Regions from separate parts of the Mus musculus genome. Here region 1 is linked to region 2. Evidence: chromatin loops called from intact Hi-C (ENCODE). Cell type or tissue: left cerebral cortex. All regions are shown on one strand. Each heading gives the region's core, and the rest is flanking DNA. Links, peaks and the distances in the headings are about the cores only.

Region 1 (2,914 bases), core at 237-2,736, 100 kb after region 2:
CACAGACAGTGGGAGCTCTAGATTGGTTTTCTTTGCTCTACCTCGCTATTCTTCACATGACACGCATGTATTGGCTTGCCCTACATTGCAGTGCTGAGCTCCACTTGTGGTAATGCCATTGAGAGAAACTCACCAAAGAACCTCTTGTGAAGTTCCTATATGCTGGTTTGGGTGTGTAGTGTCTGGCGAGAGGACTGGACTGCAGCTGCTGGTTCATGTGTGGTGTCTGCTGGCAGGACTGGACTACGGCTGCTGATTTGTGTTTGGTGTTTGCTAGTGGACTGGACTGCTGATACCCTGACAACAAAGATTAGACTCACCCCTAAAGAACTACTTCTAAACAGGTCTCCTTCCCCCATGTCCTAATAGCTTTTTCTCCACTACCTCTGATGGGTGTGGGCTAGAGACAAGGTCGAATGTTTATTCAAGAAGGTTGGAAAAAATGTATGCCTCCAGAAATTCATACCTGGCACTGTCAAAAACCCTTGGCTAGAGAGGTCATAGGCCCCAATAATCTACTATTATTGGTTTGGTAAAGGGAAATTGTCAAACTGCCTCCTAAATATTTATGCATGTGCCCTCTCATCCTGGTTAGAGAAGTTCCTGCTTGCAATGGGCAGTGGTTAATGCTCAGACTGAAAACTGGTCAAAGTGCTGAGAACAGGTGACTGTTGAGTGTCAGCCCTGAACAGGACATGTGTGTGTCTTACCCACCCAAGGCTCAAAGAGCACTGAGGACAAAGGCAGGAGGGAAGAAACGAAGGATGGGGAAGAACGATATGAAATAGTCTTCTGGGGAAGGCGGGGTTGTCATGTCCGTGAACTAATAATAGCGGAACTTACCTGGGCTCCTCAACATTCTATCAGAGATGGCAACGGGGCTCAAGGTGTCACACGTTTCTGATGGAGTATAAGCTGTTAGTAATTACTTGGGAGGTAGAGTCAAATTCCTTATTGGTACTACCACTGGTACTCAAATTAAATACCACCCACCTCCACCCTCCAGAACAAAACAAAACCGAAACATACCAAAGGGAGCAAAAACAGTAAATAAGAACAACAAATATGTGAAAGGAGGAACATTTATTAGAAAGGAATTCAGTATGGGGATGGGTAAAGTGGATAATCGGGATATCATCAAAATACATTTTGTATGTGTGTGTGTGTGCGCGCGCGCGCGTGCACGGGGACGGGGACTGCTGGGGGAGCGGGGCGTGGGCAGAGAGAGAGACAGGGACACAGGCAGACAGAGAGCTAGAATTCTCATCCAGGCAGCTGGAGCTCAGAATCCTGCGCACTGCTTTGGCCTCTTGTCTGTGGATTTCTGGGAAAATGTCTAACTTGTCTAGGCTGAAGACATGATTCTCATAACAGGACCTGCCGAGCAGTGCAGTGGGGAACAGAGCCTGAGAAAAAAGTAGTAATCACGTGATGGATGAAGGTCCTGAGCTGGAGAAAGAATACACATTTTCTTGCCCGGCCTCAACCAACTGCCCCCACCCCCGAACCCCCCCCCCCCCCCACCGCTACAAGCACCAGGCTTTGATCCAAGGGCTTCACACATGCTAGGAAAGCACTAGACCCCTGACCTTCCCCAAGCCCCCAGATCTACATTGAATGAAGTTTCTACCCCCCTGCTCTTGTTCCCCACCAGTGTGCTCAGCACTCAGATCATGCCAGGGTAGGGCTGCTCCGATAGTGAGGAGGCCTACATTTGTTACAGCATGGCCCCCAGCCAGTCATGCTGTTGCCCTGTTCCCCCAGCCAAGGCCTGGGGTGCTCAGTCTTGAGCCTTCCGGGGGGCCTGGAGGGTGGACACTTGCAGGACAGTCTGCCTGTTGCTGGCAGTTGTGGGCGGTGGGTGGGTGGAGGCTCTTGTTGGAAGGCTCCCCAGAACAGATGGGGCTTTCTGTGTTGCTGGATGGAGGCAGCTTGATGTATAGTAACTGACAAACTACTCATCATGAGGGGCGGTCCGGAAGGAGGCCTGCAGTTGAGTGGGCGAAGGGGCTCACACAGAGGGAAGTTGGCAAGCAGGAACGCACCGTGTGGGTGGAGGCGCAGGTGGAGCTGCGGGGCAGTGTGCTCCAGAATGAGGTGAGGAGGCTCCGCTCAGCACGGGCTGAGCCCCCCCCCCCCTTTATCAAGAGAAGAACACTGAGTAACATTTGCTCAGAGTCTCCAGAAACAGCTTCCCGGGAACCCAGAATCAGCTCAGTGCTGTGAGGGGCAGGGAGGTCTTTCTTTTCTTCTTCTTTTTAAAAATGAAATTAAAGGAGGGATGGGGGGCGGGGGAGGGAGAGGATCTCAAACAACAGGAAGCAACAGGTAACTATGAAAATGAAGAAGCATGGTGGGAGGAGAGAAGGAGGAGAGGGAGGCAGGCACACCGAGAAAAACATTTCCCACGAAGTGGAGAGGGGACGTTGAAGCAGGTATCTACTTCTCCTGGGAGGGTCTGAGTCTTTTAAATGTTTTAAAGTGCCACAAGGTGGCCCCCCTCTGCCCTAATTTTGTCTTAACTTAAGGAAAATGGAGCTGATGAGGCTATAATTTCATATGAAGCTGAAATATGTTTAGCACAGGCCTTGATGCATCTGACCAGTTTGGACTAGTCGGCCCAAGAGGGCAGCCCTGCTGGAAACAGACAAGCCTATAAGGCCTTTGTCTTGGAGGGTGAAGTTTGCAGTCTTCTTTGTTTATCTGGCCATCAGGGATCAATGACCGCTGGAAGCATTTCTAATTTGGTGGAGAATATACAGATTTGCTGAATTATATGCTAGTTGTTATATGTTCATTATCTAGTAAGGGATAGAAGAGAGAGATGTTGGAGTCCTGGCTACAAACAGATGGAGAGAGCAGATGTCCTTCTGAGATGACCCCAGATGTGCACTGTCCCATCCTGTCCATTTCC
Region 2 (2,914 bases), core at 321-2,820:
GTCCCATTTGTATGAAGTCTGAAGCATGGTGTAGCTGGAGGTCCGGAAAGAGATGTTTGGTTTCCCAGATTGTTCTTTCTCTCTTTGTAGACATCTTCCTGTTCCCCATTGGACTTTTAATTCACCCAGTAAGGCTTCTCAGTTTTGCATACTCTACTCCTCTGAAAAACAAAGTAATCAAAGTGTCTCTGATCACCAGATCTACCTACCCTCCCCAAAGGACAGTTTAGTGACAATCATTTGGTCCTCTAATTGGCTCTTGAAAAGCTTCCATCTCCAGTGGCCTCACTCTGACTAGGTGCTTCTTCCTGACACATTTCCCAAGAGTGAGCGACTTTGTTCATTTTATTAAACCCCTGTAAACAGCATCTCCTTGATTTGTTTTTCATGGAATCAATTCTTATTTTGTTAGCTGTGAATGGGAAAAATTCGTCTTAAGAAGGAAATGGGAAACTGTCCAGGCAAATGTACAAAATGTTTATATGGAAGGCATGGATACCCAGGAAATGGTCTCTATCCATCAACTCTGATCAGTGGGTATTTGATTAAGGGGAGAACAGATGAAATTTAAATAAAGTATTCCGGGCAACAGAGAAAACAGATGGTACAGGAGGGATTGGACAAGTTGAGATGGTCATTTTAGTTTGCTTTTTGTTGCTGAGATAAAGCACCATGCCCATTATCAACTGGGAAGGAAAGGGTTTACTACATCTCGCAGGGGCAGCTAGGACAGAAGCTTAAGCAGGAACCTGGAGGCAGGAACTGAAGCAGGGACCACGGTGGATGGGGGTGGGGAGGGGAAGGCTGTTCAGTCCTTGAGCCTGAGTTTCTCAACAGTTGGACTGTCCCACAGTAGCTGTATCAGTCAAAGCAAACTGATTACAGGTATCTATTCTGTACAAGGCCTGGATACCCCTGCAGGCTTAATAGATTGCACACCCGGCAGGGTCCCAAACAGCACCTGGTCTTTAGTCAGCGATGGAAGTCTGGAAATCTTTGTTCTGATAGGAGCAAAGGAATCAGTTGCAGCACTAAAGAGGTAAATCAAGTGTCTCCGAGAGGGAGGCCAAGTGGGGAAGGAAAATTATTTTCCTTTTGCCAGTTCCCATCCCCACCCCCACCCCCACCGCGCGCCCCATTTTAAAATCTGGGCTGCTACCAGAAGGTGCCGCCCACACTTGAGGGTTCTTCCCGCATCAATTAAGGCAATCAGAACACTTCTTCAGCTGAGGCTCCCTGCTCAGCTGTTTCTAATTTGTAACAAGTTGACATTAAAACCAACCATCACTAGCACAGGGAAGGAATGCCTTCATCTAGGAAATCCCCCACAGCCCGCCTCGCGACTGCTCTGCCCCCAGCACTGGAGCCTAGACACTCTCCTTCAGGTGTCCTGCCTGGTGTTGGGTTTAGAGGTACACTGCTCATCTCTGGGAAGCCACAACAACTTAGAGTGTGCCCAAAGGAAAGCTACAACAACCATCTGAAGGGCTCAGAGAAAAGCCAGGAGGGAACTGTGGGAGGAAGTAGGAGGCTGTAGTGAGGCATCCACTGACAGGAGCGATGGCTTGACTGGGGAATCCTGAGGGTTCACAACGTGCAGTCATTAGCTCAGGAAGAGCAGCTGTGGGTTTCATCACCACGAGTTCAGCAAAGGCGCTGTCTCCTCACAGTTCTTAAGTGATACAGCTAAAACAGCTCTGGGAGCCTCCCTGTTACCCCAGCGACCCAGGTGAGTGGGCGGGCTAGAATAGGTGAGAAACTTCCAAGTGCATCGAGAAGGCTCAGGGTGGGAGCAGTAGCTGCCCCCTTCTTGCCACCTGGAACTCCCCAGGCTTTGAGTTCCAGTTGTCCCTTGCTGTCTGTGGGACACTAGTTCCAGGATCTAACATGGGGTCCCAGTCTGAGGATGCTAAAGACCCTTATTGTATAAGGCGGGCTATTTGTAACCAATGTACATCTTCCTGCATACTTTAAATCATCTCCAGATTCCTTACGAAACTGAATACAAGGCCAATGATATGTAAAATGTCATGAAACAATATGCATCTTTATGGGTAATGCATTCTAACACTTCTGTTCTATCCCATTTGATCTTTTAAAATGCTGGTCACAACCCACTGCATAACAGCTGCTATACTGCATTGTTTAAGGAATAATGACAAGAAAAGAAGTCTGTACATGGTTGGCGCAGATGTAATTTAAGAAAATTATTTTCAACTGTGGTTGATTGGAGATGCAGCACTCACAGATACAGAGGGCCCCTGGCTGCATCCCCTGCTAAGAGTCTATGCCATTGTCTGCCCGCCCAGAGGGAGGGTGGGAGTGAGAGGGGTGCAATTTCAGATTTAGTTCATGCACAGAAGTGAAAAGCAAAACAAAAAGCAGGTGCCCAAATGATTTGAATTTCAGCTAACAAACAAGTTTTTAATATTATGTTCTAAATATAGAGTGGTAATCCGAGGATGACGGCAAAGCTAGAGCCTGGCTGAATTCTCTGACAGAAGTAGAAAGGGAGATGAGAGAAATGAAAAATCTAGTTGTTGGAGGCTATCTACCCATCTATCTATCTACCTATTTATCTATCTGTCATCCACCCATTTATCTATCTGTCTATCTGTAATCTATTGACCTATTTATCTACCTACCTATCATTTATATCTATTCATCTATTTCTATCTATCCATCTATTTACCCTCTATCCTCTATCTTTATCATCTATCCCCATCTCTTATCTATCTATCTATCTATCTATCTATCATCTGTCTAGATCATCTACCTATCTCTATTGCTAATCTATCTCTATCATCTACCTCCATCATCTACCTTTATCTATCATCTATCATCTTTCTATATCTATCTTCTATATCTACCTACCTTTATCTATCTATCTACCTATCTATCTATCTATCTATCT

The links. Hi-C counts contacts between places; a loop is a spot of excess contacts. Peaks named below come from ENCODE experiments on the same cell type or tissue, not always from the same donor. Only the 100,000 strongest peaks of a DNase experiment are listed, where the experiment ranks them.
Region 1: a loop joins it to region 2, with 7 times the contacts of the local background. A loop is called at or near these places in 2 of 42 quality-filtered maps.

What each region holds. Positions count from the first base shown.
Region 1 is chr16:22,788,266-22,791,179 of GRCm38, forward strand. No RefSeq gene overlaps it. Among named protein-coding and RNA genes, the nearest start is that of Gm30416, 2.6 kb to the right of the region's middle. In left cerebral cortex, for the core only: no CTCF peak of the experiment used is centred there; DNase peaks (open chromatin) are centred at 1,331 and 1,955.
Region 2 is chr16:22,686,540-22,689,453 of GRCm38, forward strand. No RefSeq gene overlaps it. Among named protein-coding and RNA genes, the nearest start is that of Dgkg, 31 kb to the left of the region's middle. In left cerebral cortex, for the core only: no CTCF peak of the experiment used is centred there; DNase peaks (open chromatin) are centred at 1,266, 1,470 and 2,238.